Linked DNA regions of Homo sapiens: region 1 is linked to region 2. A link is a loop called in an ENCODE intact Hi-C map of the cell type or tissue named here. Cell type or tissue: mammary epithelial cell. All regions are shown on one strand.

Region 1 (5,000 bases), 56 kb after region 2:
TGGGGACTCAGTAGAACAAACATTTATTAGGCATCAGCTATGTGCCATGCTCTGTGCTAGGCCCTGGGGACTCAGTGAAATAAACATTTATTAAGCAACAACTGTGTGCCAAGCTCTGTGTTTGGCATGAAGGACAAAACAATGAGAAGCGTAGACTTGGCCCCGTCCTCTGGGTTTTCATCTCAGTCCCCTGCACCCTGTGTGTACCTGGGCCCACTCGGTGAAGTGACCCCGGGCACCCTTTGTCCCTTGCATGGTGATGTTTGGCTCCCAGGCTGCCTCAGGAGGGTCTGGTTGGGGTGGTTGGGGGTGGCTCCTTCTTCACCTCTTGTGAAGAACCCTCCCTGTGCCCGCGGGGAGGATTCACGGCAGCTTGTGTTATAACAAAGGCTTTGTTGGCAAGGAGAACAGCCTACCCTTGAGGTCGCCTATTGGCCAATGCACAAAAGGAAGCTCAGTGGAGCAGGGACTTCTCTCATCCCTTCCTTTTGGCCACTGACATAATTTGCTATGGTAGATGTGAAAATTTTCCACGCCCCAGGAGATGTGAAAAATTTCCACACCCCAGTGCAAGGAAAAGATCAGAAAAGAGGTTCCCAGGTCACAGGTGTGGGAAGGTGAGCTGTGATTGTATTTGCCGCATTTCATGCCTTAGGCTGGCTTCTGGATGTGCGTGATTCTTTATAACTTCTGTGTGTCTGAAACGTTTCATAATGAAAGAAAAAGGAGGGAAATAAACAGAGCACAATTTATAGCATGAAGCCAAAGCACTCAAAGACACAAAATAGTACTATTTTGCCAGAGTGCAGGCGTATTTCCAGATGAGTATCAAACACATTAGAGGGGGTGGCAGGAATCGGGGGAGAAACAGATAGAGTGGGAGAGAGAGAGAGAGAGAGAGAGAGAAGCAAGGGAAGTTCCCTGCTCTGAATGAAAATGACAATGACTAATTACAAATTTTAATTATGAGCAACAGACTCTCCAGGAAATAGATATGTCGTGATAAAGCGTAAAGTGTAAATACTTTAGAACTGCACCGCCCTGACTCAGATCCCAGCTCTGCCTCCTGTGAGCTCCTTCATCGTGGGCAAGTCACCTCTCTGAGGCTCAATTTCCCATCTACGAAATGAGGTTAATAATTAGACATACGTCACAGGTTTGTAAAAAGCAGTAGGCATGTTCATTGTATGTGTAATGTGATTAAATACAGAGTACTTGTTCTGTTCCCCGTCCATTTTATAAAACCATTTTTTTTAAAGAAAGCATGACTTGGGAGGCTGAGGCAGGAGGATTGCTTGAGCCCAGGAGTTTTGTTTTGTTTTGTTTTTTTTGAGATGAAGTCTCACTCTGTCCCCCAGACTGTAGTGCAGTGGTGCAATCTTGGCTCACTGCAACCTCTGCCTCCTGGCTTCAAGCGATTCTCCTGCCCCCAAGCGATTCGCCTGCCTCAGCCTCCCAGGTAGCTGGGATTACAGGCGTTTGCAACCACGTCCGGCTAATTTTTTTTTTCTTTTTTTGTATTTTTAGTAGACATGGGGTTTCACCATGTTGGCCAGGCTGGTCTTGAACTCCTGACCTCAGGTGATCCGCCTGCCTTGGCCTCCCAAAGTGCTGGGATTACAGGCGTGAGCCACTGCCCTGGGCCCAAGCCCAGGAGTTTGAGACTGCATTGAGCTATGATTGCACCACTGCATTCCAGCCTGGTGACAGAGTGAGACCCTATCTCTAAAAACAATAAAAATAAAAATAAAAGGAGCATAAACTAGGCCGGGTGCAGTGGCTTATGCCTGTAATCCCAGCACTTTGGGAGGCTGAGGCAGGTGGATTGCTTGAGGTCCAGAGTTCGAGACCAGCCTGGCCAACGTGATGAAACCCTGTCTCCACTAAAAATACAAAAATTAGCAGGGCGTGGTGGTGGGCTCCTGTAATCCCAGCTACTTGGGAGGCTGAGGCAGAAGAATCGCTTGAACCTGGGAGGTGGAGGTTGCAGTGAGCTGAAATTTCACCACTGCACTCTAGCCTGGGTGACAGAGCAAGACTCTGTCTTAAAGAAAAAAAAAAAACGAATAAACTTTGTGGTTAGGCAAACCTTGGCCACATATGTGCATGAATCATGTTTTGAAGTCACAGCCTCCCTACAAGGACTCTGATTAACTCCATTGTACAGGTGAGGAAAACAAAGCTGAGGCCGGGTCTAAGGCCACACTGCTAGTAAATGACTGAAGCAGGGCTCCAACCCAGGTTTAACTCTAGAGCTCCTAACTACCCCGAGACACGTGGACCTTGGTGGGGAAAATTCCAGATGTGATAAGGACTGGCACGGGTCTCATCACCCAGGCTGGAAGCCACTCGCACCCTTTCCTACCACTCCTGGGCTGCAGTGGCGCTGACTGCCTGCTGCACTGCAGCAAGCTGTGCCCTGGCCTGGCCTGGGTCTAGGGAGCCTAGTGGAGGCAGCCCTACAAGAGGAAAAGAGTCAGTCCTGGAAGGCAGAGAAGGGCTGTCTGGGACTAGAACTGCAGGAATAAGGAGCTAAATGACCACCCCTGGCCTCCTCCACCCGTTGATGCCATGGGGTTCATAGAAACAGAGAGATCTCTACAAAAAGGCCAAAAAGACAGATCCTGGCTGGGCTCAATGGCTCATGCCTATAATCCCAGCATTCTGGGGGGTCAAGGCATGAAGATCGCTTGAGGCCGGGAGTTTGAGCCCAGCTTGGGCAATGTAGTGAGACCCTTTTTTTTTTCTCCTCTACAACAAATTTTTAAAAATTAGCTGGGCATGGTGCTGTGTGTCTGTGGGCCTGGCTATTTGGGAGGCTGAGGCAGAAGGATTGTTTAAGCCCAAGAGGTTGAGGATGTAGTGAGCTGTGATTGCACCACTGCACTCCAGACCCTGTCTCAAATAATAGATAATAATAATGATAATAAAATAAAAAATTTTAAAAAGACATCTCAGGATTTGAGGCTGAAGCAGAGGCCAGGATCACCCCTAGTCCGTTAGCAAGAGCCACGGCTTCAGGTATCTGGAAATAAATTCTAGGCATGGCAGGGCAGGGCAGCGTTCCCTGAATGGTCCACAGCAGGGTAACAGGGCATATGCCCAGTGAGTGCAGGGGACCCGGCAGAGCGTTGTCCTTCACCTGCCTTTCAGGGATGATCTTGTCTCATTATTCCAGAGAGAATAGACATCACAGAGCACCTTCTGAGCCCAGACCTGTCCATCCAAATGCCAACGTGGCATCTCTCATGGATATATATATATATATATATATATATATATTTTTTTTTTTTTTTTTTTTTTGCCCCCAAGGCAGAGTCTCGCTCTGTTACCCAGGCTGGAGTGCAGTGGTGCAATCTCTGCTCACTGCAACCTCTGCCTCCCGGGTTCAAGCGATTCTCCCGCCTCAGCCTCCCGAGTAGCTGGGATTACAGGCATGTGTCACCACGCCTGGCTAATTTTTGTGTTTTTAGTAGAGATGGGGTTTCACCATGTTGCCCAGCTTGTCTTGAACTCCTGACCTCGGGTGATCCACCCGCCTCGGCCTCCCAAAGTGCTGGGATTACAGGCGTGAGCCACCGTGCCCGGCTTCTCATTGTTACTTAATAGATGTCTGAAAGTTCACACGTGCGAGTTACAGACCAAGCTTTCCAGCCCAAGCACGTGCTTCTTCCAGTCTTCCCCACCTCACTAAATGACAGCTGCAGCCACTCTGCCACTCCTGCCAGAAACCTGAGTCATCTATAAGGCATTAGTCCATTTGTTCACTTATCAAGTGGTCTGTGAGCACCTCTATGTGCCAGGCACTACATCTAAGCACCAAGAGTGCCTGGTATGTAAATGTCTCATCGAAGAATTTATAGCATCTCTTTCTCACCTCCCAGAATCTATTCACTCCCAATTCCATTCTCTCTTACTTCCAAAACATAATAAATCCACACATTTTCCCTCATTTTTAGTGCTATCACCCTTGTCTGAGCCACCATCACTTCTGTCTAGGTTAGAGAAAGACCCTCCAGTCTTACCTCCCCGATATCCATTCTTCCTTCCTTTTTATTTTATTATTTTATTTTTGTTTTAATTTACTTAATTTTTAGAGACAGGGTCTTGTTCCCTTGACCAAGCCGCAGTGCAATGGTGCCATCAGAGCTCACTGTGGCCTCAAACTCTCGAACATCTGTGCTCAAGGGATCCTCCCACCTCCGTCTCCCAAGTAGGTGGGACCACAGGTACATGCCAACATGCCTAGCTAATTTTTTATTTTTTGAGACAGGGTTTCACTCTGTTGCCTGGGCTAAAGTGCAGTGACACAAACACAGCTCCTGCAGCCTCAACCCCATGGGCTCAAATGATCCCTGCACAGTGCTGGGATTACAGGTGTGAGCCACCATGCCTGGCCTCCAGCTAACTTCTTATTTTGTAATTTTTTTGTAGAGACGGGGTCTTGCTATGTTGCCCAGACGGGTCTCAAACTCCAGGCCTCAAGCAATCCTCCCAACTTGGCCTCCCAAAGCACTGAGGTTGCAGGCATGAGCCACCTCACCCAGCCTTGCTTCCTTTTAATCCGCCCCTCACACGGAAGCCAGAGAAATCTTTAAGTATGAGTCAGATCAGATCATTTTCCTGCTCAAAACATCTCCATGCTGCTGGGGTGCTTTGTTGTGCTTCCAACCCCACCACATACTAGCATTCATTTTATTCCTGGAACACGATTTCTGGCCTCAGGGTCTTTGCCATTCTGTTCCCTCTGCCTGGGATGCTCTTCCCTGCACTCTTTGCTGGACAAGCTCCTACTCATCCTTTAGATGTCAGCCTGCTGTATATCCCCAAAGGAGCCCCCTCTTGGCCTCAATATAAATTGGGTCCCCAAGCTTTTTGCTTTCATGGCAAACACAACTTCTCATCACAGTCTAATCAAGTGTAACACTTGATGTGTGTGATTACCCCTTGTCTGCACTGCACAGCAAGCCCCATAAAGAAAGGTCCATGTCTCTGTCACT
Region 2 (5,000 bases):
CAAGATCATCTTAGAGACGCCAAGGGCTCTGGCCTCCAGGAACCTCAAGAAGCCATCTCCAGGACTTGTCTTTCTTGTGGTGGTCACTGCAAGCACGGGTCAGCAATTTGAAAAGGTTCTGCAATACTTAACCATTTATCTTTTTATAATGAATTGATTACTAATAGTTTACTAACTCCCTCTTAATTTAGCTTCCCTGTTCAATAACAAAAAATGCATCAAGATACTTTTCATGAGAACCTCTCATTGCTTTTTTTTTTTTTTTTTTTTTGAGACAGTCTCACTCTGTCGCCCAGGCTGGAGTGCAGTGGCGTGGTCTCAGCTCACTGCAACCTCTGCCCCCCAGGTTCCAGTGATTCTCCTGCCTCAGCATCTGAGTAGCTGGGATTACAGGCGCCCACCACCACACCCGGCTAATTTTTGTATTTTGAGTAATGATGGGCTTTCACCATGTTGGCCAGGCTGGTCTCAAACTCCTGACCTCAAGTGATCCACCCACCTCGGCCTCCCAAAGTGCTGGGATTACAGGTGTGAGCCATCGCAGCAGCCCTCTCATTGCTTTTTTGCAAAGGTCAGATAAACACCCTCCCTGTATCTTCCACCAATGGAACTCACCCTCCCTCTCAACACCCAATTCCAGCCTGTGTCTCCCTCCAACACCCTCCCCTCCCATCCTATCCCAGTCCTCAAGGGGCAGCACTTGGTTCTGGCATAGTGGGAGCCATCCAGAGCTACCTTTTCATTGGTCCTCTTCCAGAAACATCCCATGATGAAGACCACCGCCACAGGCGGCTGCAGGTAGGAGCTGATGGACTGGATATAGATGAAGAGCTGGCCGCCCTGGCTGGCCTGGACCACAGGGATCCAGAGGATGGAGACCAGGACCAGCAGCAGCACAAACACCCTGGTGCCGGCGGCGAGAGGCACAAATTAGCATCATCTGAACATTTACTCCTCTTTCCCTCTCTCTGTCTCTTTTAATAGACAGGGTCTTGTTCTGTTGCCAAGGCCGGGGTGCAGTGGTGAGAGCATAGCTCACTGCAGCCTCCAACTCCTGGGCTCAAGTGATCCTCCTGCCTCAGCCTCCCGAATAGGTGGGATTACAGACACATGCCAACACTCCCAGCTTATTTTATTTTATTATTTTAATTTTTTTTTTTGAGACAGAGTCTCACTCTGTCACCCAGGCGGGAGTGCAGTGCGTCATCTTGGCTCACTGCAACCTCTGCCTCCTGGGTTCAAACGATTCTCCTGCCTCAGCCACCTGAGTAGCTGGGATTACAGGCACACGCCACCACAGCTAATTTTTGTATTTTTAGTAGAGATGAGGTTTCACCATGTTGGCCAGCCTGGTCTTGAACACCTGACCTCAAGTGATCCACCGCCTCGGCCTCCCAAAGTACTGTGATTACAGGTGTGAGCCACCTCGCCCAGCTGGGTTAAAATTATTTGCTTATTCTCCTCCTTCCCTGGCTCCATGAAGGCAAGAACTGAGCCCTTTCATGGTTATGTGCCCTGTGCCTGGTACACAGTAGGTGCTCGTTCAGCATCTCCTGAATGAATGAATGTCTTGCACATGGAGTCCTAATGCTCTTCAGCCTGGATAGGTTGCTGGCTGAACCTGGACTTTGCCTCTGGGTGGGCTCAGCTCTCTCTTCCCCCTGCCCCAGCCCCACCCAGTGGGGACTTACCTGCCCACAATCATGAGCTCCTTCTCAGATGCCCGAGGCCGGAGGTGATTCCAGAGGTCCATGGTGAAGATGGTGCTGGCACTGTTAAAGATGGAGGTGAGGGAGGACATGAGAGCCGCCACCATCACAGCCATCATCAGCCCACGGAGCCCTGGGGGCGGAAGGGAGGTCATGGGCCTCGGTCCTTTTCTGCCAAAGCAGCCGATCCCAGTGGGCTCAACTGGAGGAGGCAGAACCTCAGGGAGGACGGCGGGGCAGAGCTTCCTGCAGGACGTAGCCTTTCTTGGGGAGCCCAGAGTCTTCCTCCCCCACCAGCCCTCCTTTCTTGACCCTGCCTTGGATCAGAGCCCATCCGGTGATCTCCTTTCTGGGTGCTCCAGGGGACTTGATTCAGGAGTGAAGGGACATTACCTGTGGGCAGGAGTTCCAGCACGAGTTTGGGATACGCGATGTCCGAACAGCCTGAGGGGTTGCTGCAGATCTTCTGGCAGATCTCTGGATCTGCACAGGCCACTTGATCTACGAAGGAAACACAGGCCCAGAGGTGAGCAGTCAGGCCCCCAGAGCCCCAGGCCCAGGCAACATGGGGCCGGACACAGGCTTATCATATGGAAGTTTATAGCTCAATGAAATAAAAAAGAGTCTAGACTTTATAAGCTGTGACCTTGTTACTTACGCTTTCTGAGACGAGTTGCCCTATTTGTAAAACTAGGATAATAACACGACTTTATAGGAAGTGCTGGAAAAAATTCAGCTATTGTTATCGTAACCCAGATGAAGCTGGGACACCTAGTGGCCAATCTTACAATAATGTCTTTTTTTTTTTTTTTTTTGAGACGGAGCCTCTTGCTCTGTCGCCCAGGCTGGAGGGCAGTGGCACGATCTCAGCTCACTGCAACCTCTGCTTCCCAGGTTCAAGTGATTCTCCTGCCTCAGCCTCCCGAGAAGCTGGGATTACAGGCACCCACCACCATGCCCGGCTAATTTTTGTATTTTTAGTAGAGATGGGGTTTTGCCATGTTGGCCAGGCTGGTCTCGAACTCCTGACCTCAAGTGATCCGTCCATGATCATTAACTCACTGTTCAGTAACATCTGCTCACCTGTCCTGGTTAATGAATCATTTCCTATACGTAGATTCTCTTGTCAGAATGCTTCACACCCTCTGATGCCTGAAATAAGATGCCTCTAGCCCAGTTAAATCCAAACATAGCACAAAACCTTCTTCTTCCACAAACCCAACATTAACTGAAGGTTTACTATGACTCAGGAGCTGCAGTAAGCTTTGTACATACACCTCATTTAATTTTCACAACTCTATGGGGGAAGATACTGTTATTATCCCTATTTCAAAGACAGATAAACTGAGGCCCAGAGGTTAGTTTCTCCAGATTATATTGCTAGTAAGTATTATGGCCAGGAGGCAAACCCTTAGTTTATTTCAAAGCTCAGGTAGAGAAGATTGGCTCTGTAAATACTGCATTTCTAAACTCTGTGTGTGTGTGTGTGTGTGTGTGTGTGTGTGTGTGTGTGTGTGCGCGCGCGCGCGTGTTTTTGAGATGGGGTCTTGCTCTGTCGCCCAGGCTGGAGTTCAGTGGTGCCATCTTGGCTCACTGCAACCCTAGCCTCACAGGCTCCAGCCTCCCAAGTAGCTGGAATTACAGGCATGTACCATCACACCCAGCTAATTTCTTTTTCTTTAATTAATTTTTTTATTTTTATTTTTATTTTTTCTTGAGATGGAGTCTCACTCTGTCGCCCAGACTGGAGTGCGTGGCACAATCTCGGCTCACTGCAACTTCCTCTTCCAGGTTCAAGCGATTCTCCTGCCTAAGCCTCCTAGCCTGTAGCTGGTATTATAGGCGTGCCACCACACCCAGGTTTTTTTTTTTTTTTTTTTTTTTTTTTGTATTTTTAGTAGAGACGGGGTTCCATCATGTTGCCCAGGCTGGTCTTGACCTCCTGGCCTCAAGTGTTCCTCCCGCCTTGGCTTCCCAAAGTGCTGGGATTGTGTTTTGAGGGTTGTTTTGCTTCTCTCTTAATTTCCATATAGTTTATTTAAAAATATGTGCCATTTCTCATGGATGAAGCTGGAAACCATCATTCCCAGCAAACTAACACAGGAACAGAAAACCAAACACCACATGTTCTCACTCATAAGTGGGAGTTGAACAATAAGAACACATGGACACAAGGAGGGGAACATCACACACTGGGGCCTGTCGGGGGGTGGAGGGCAAGGGGAGGGAGAGCATTAGGACAAATACCTAATGCACGTGGAGCTTAAAACCTAGATGACAGGTTGATTGGTGCAGCAAACCACCATGGCACATGTATACCTATGTAACAAAGCTGCACGTTCTGCACATGTATCCCAGAACTTAAAGTTTAATGAAAAAATAAAAATATGTGCCATTTCTCAGATGGACTTAGCAGAAGAGGGTTTTTTTCCAGGCTCACAAGAACTCAGGATCAGAAAATACTTTTAGGCAGCTGTGGACTCCGTTGAAGATTTAGGAGGGAGCCAGTGGAGCCGTGGTGGAGAGAGAAGTGCAAATAGGGAGGCAGAGTGCTTGGCCCTGAAACTGGCCCTTTAGACCTGGGGTTCTCAACCTTCTAGTGGACTTGTTAAAAAAATAGGTGGCTGGCACAGACAGGAAAAAATGCTTAACATCACTAATCATCAAGGAAATGCAAATCAAAACCTCATGAGATATCATCTCACCCTAGTTAGAATGGGGATCATCAAAAAGACAAAACATAATAAATGCTGGTGAAGATGTGAAGAAGGGGAAACTCTTATACATTGTTGGTGGAGATGTAAATTACTACAGCTAGTATGGAAAACTATGGAGGTTCCTCAAAAAACTGAAAATAGAACTACCATATGATCCAGCAATTTTGCTACTGGGCATATATCCTGATATGGCTTGGCTCTGTGTCCCCACCCAAATCTCATCTCCAATTGTAATCTCCACATGTCAAGGGAGGGAACTGTAATCCCCCCATGTCGAGGGAGGGAGGTGATCGGATCATGGGGGTGGTTCCCCCTTGTGTACTCATGATAGTGAGTGAGTTCTCATGAGATCTGATGGTTTTATAAACGTCTGGCATTTTCTGAGCTTGGACTTCTCTCTCCTGCCACCATGTGAAGAAGGTCCTTGCTTCCCCTTCGCCTTCCACCATGACTGTAAGTTTCCTGAGGCCTCTCCAACCATGTGGAACTGTGAATCAATTAAACCTCTTTCCTTTATAAATTACCCAGTCTCAGGTAATATCTTCATAGCAGTGTGAAAATGGATTAATACATA

Evidence for each region. Hi-C counts contacts between places; a loop is a spot of excess contacts. Peaks named below come from ENCODE experiments on the same cell type or tissue, not always from the same donor. Only the 100,000 strongest peaks of a DNase experiment are listed, where the experiment ranks them.
Region 1: a loop joins it to region 2, with 2.3 times the contacts of the local background. A loop is called at or near these places in 3 of 110 quality-filtered maps.

Annotation. Positions count from the first base shown.
Region 1 is chr16:24,847,876-24,852,875 of GRCh38, reverse strand. All of the region lies in intron 2 of SLC5A11 (solute carrier family 5 member 11), which reads right to left. Among named protein-coding and RNA genes, the nearest start is that of SLC5A11, 4.4 kb to the right of the region's middle. In mammary epithelial cell, no CTCF peak of the experiment used is centred here; a DNase peak (open chromatin) is centred at 2,115.
Region 2 is chr16:24,903,867-24,908,866 of GRCh38, reverse strand. SLC5A11 (solute carrier family 5 member 11) reads right to left here. Exons shown (of 17, transcript NM_001352248.3): 12 at 2,103-2,210; 13 at 1,692-1,842; 14 at 736-904. Among named protein-coding and RNA genes, the nearest start is that of SLC5A11, 60 kb to the right of the region's middle. RefSeq lists an enhancer at 1,918-2,418. In mammary epithelial cell, a CTCF peak has its summit at 2,457 (motif pointing left); no DNase peak of the experiment used is centred here.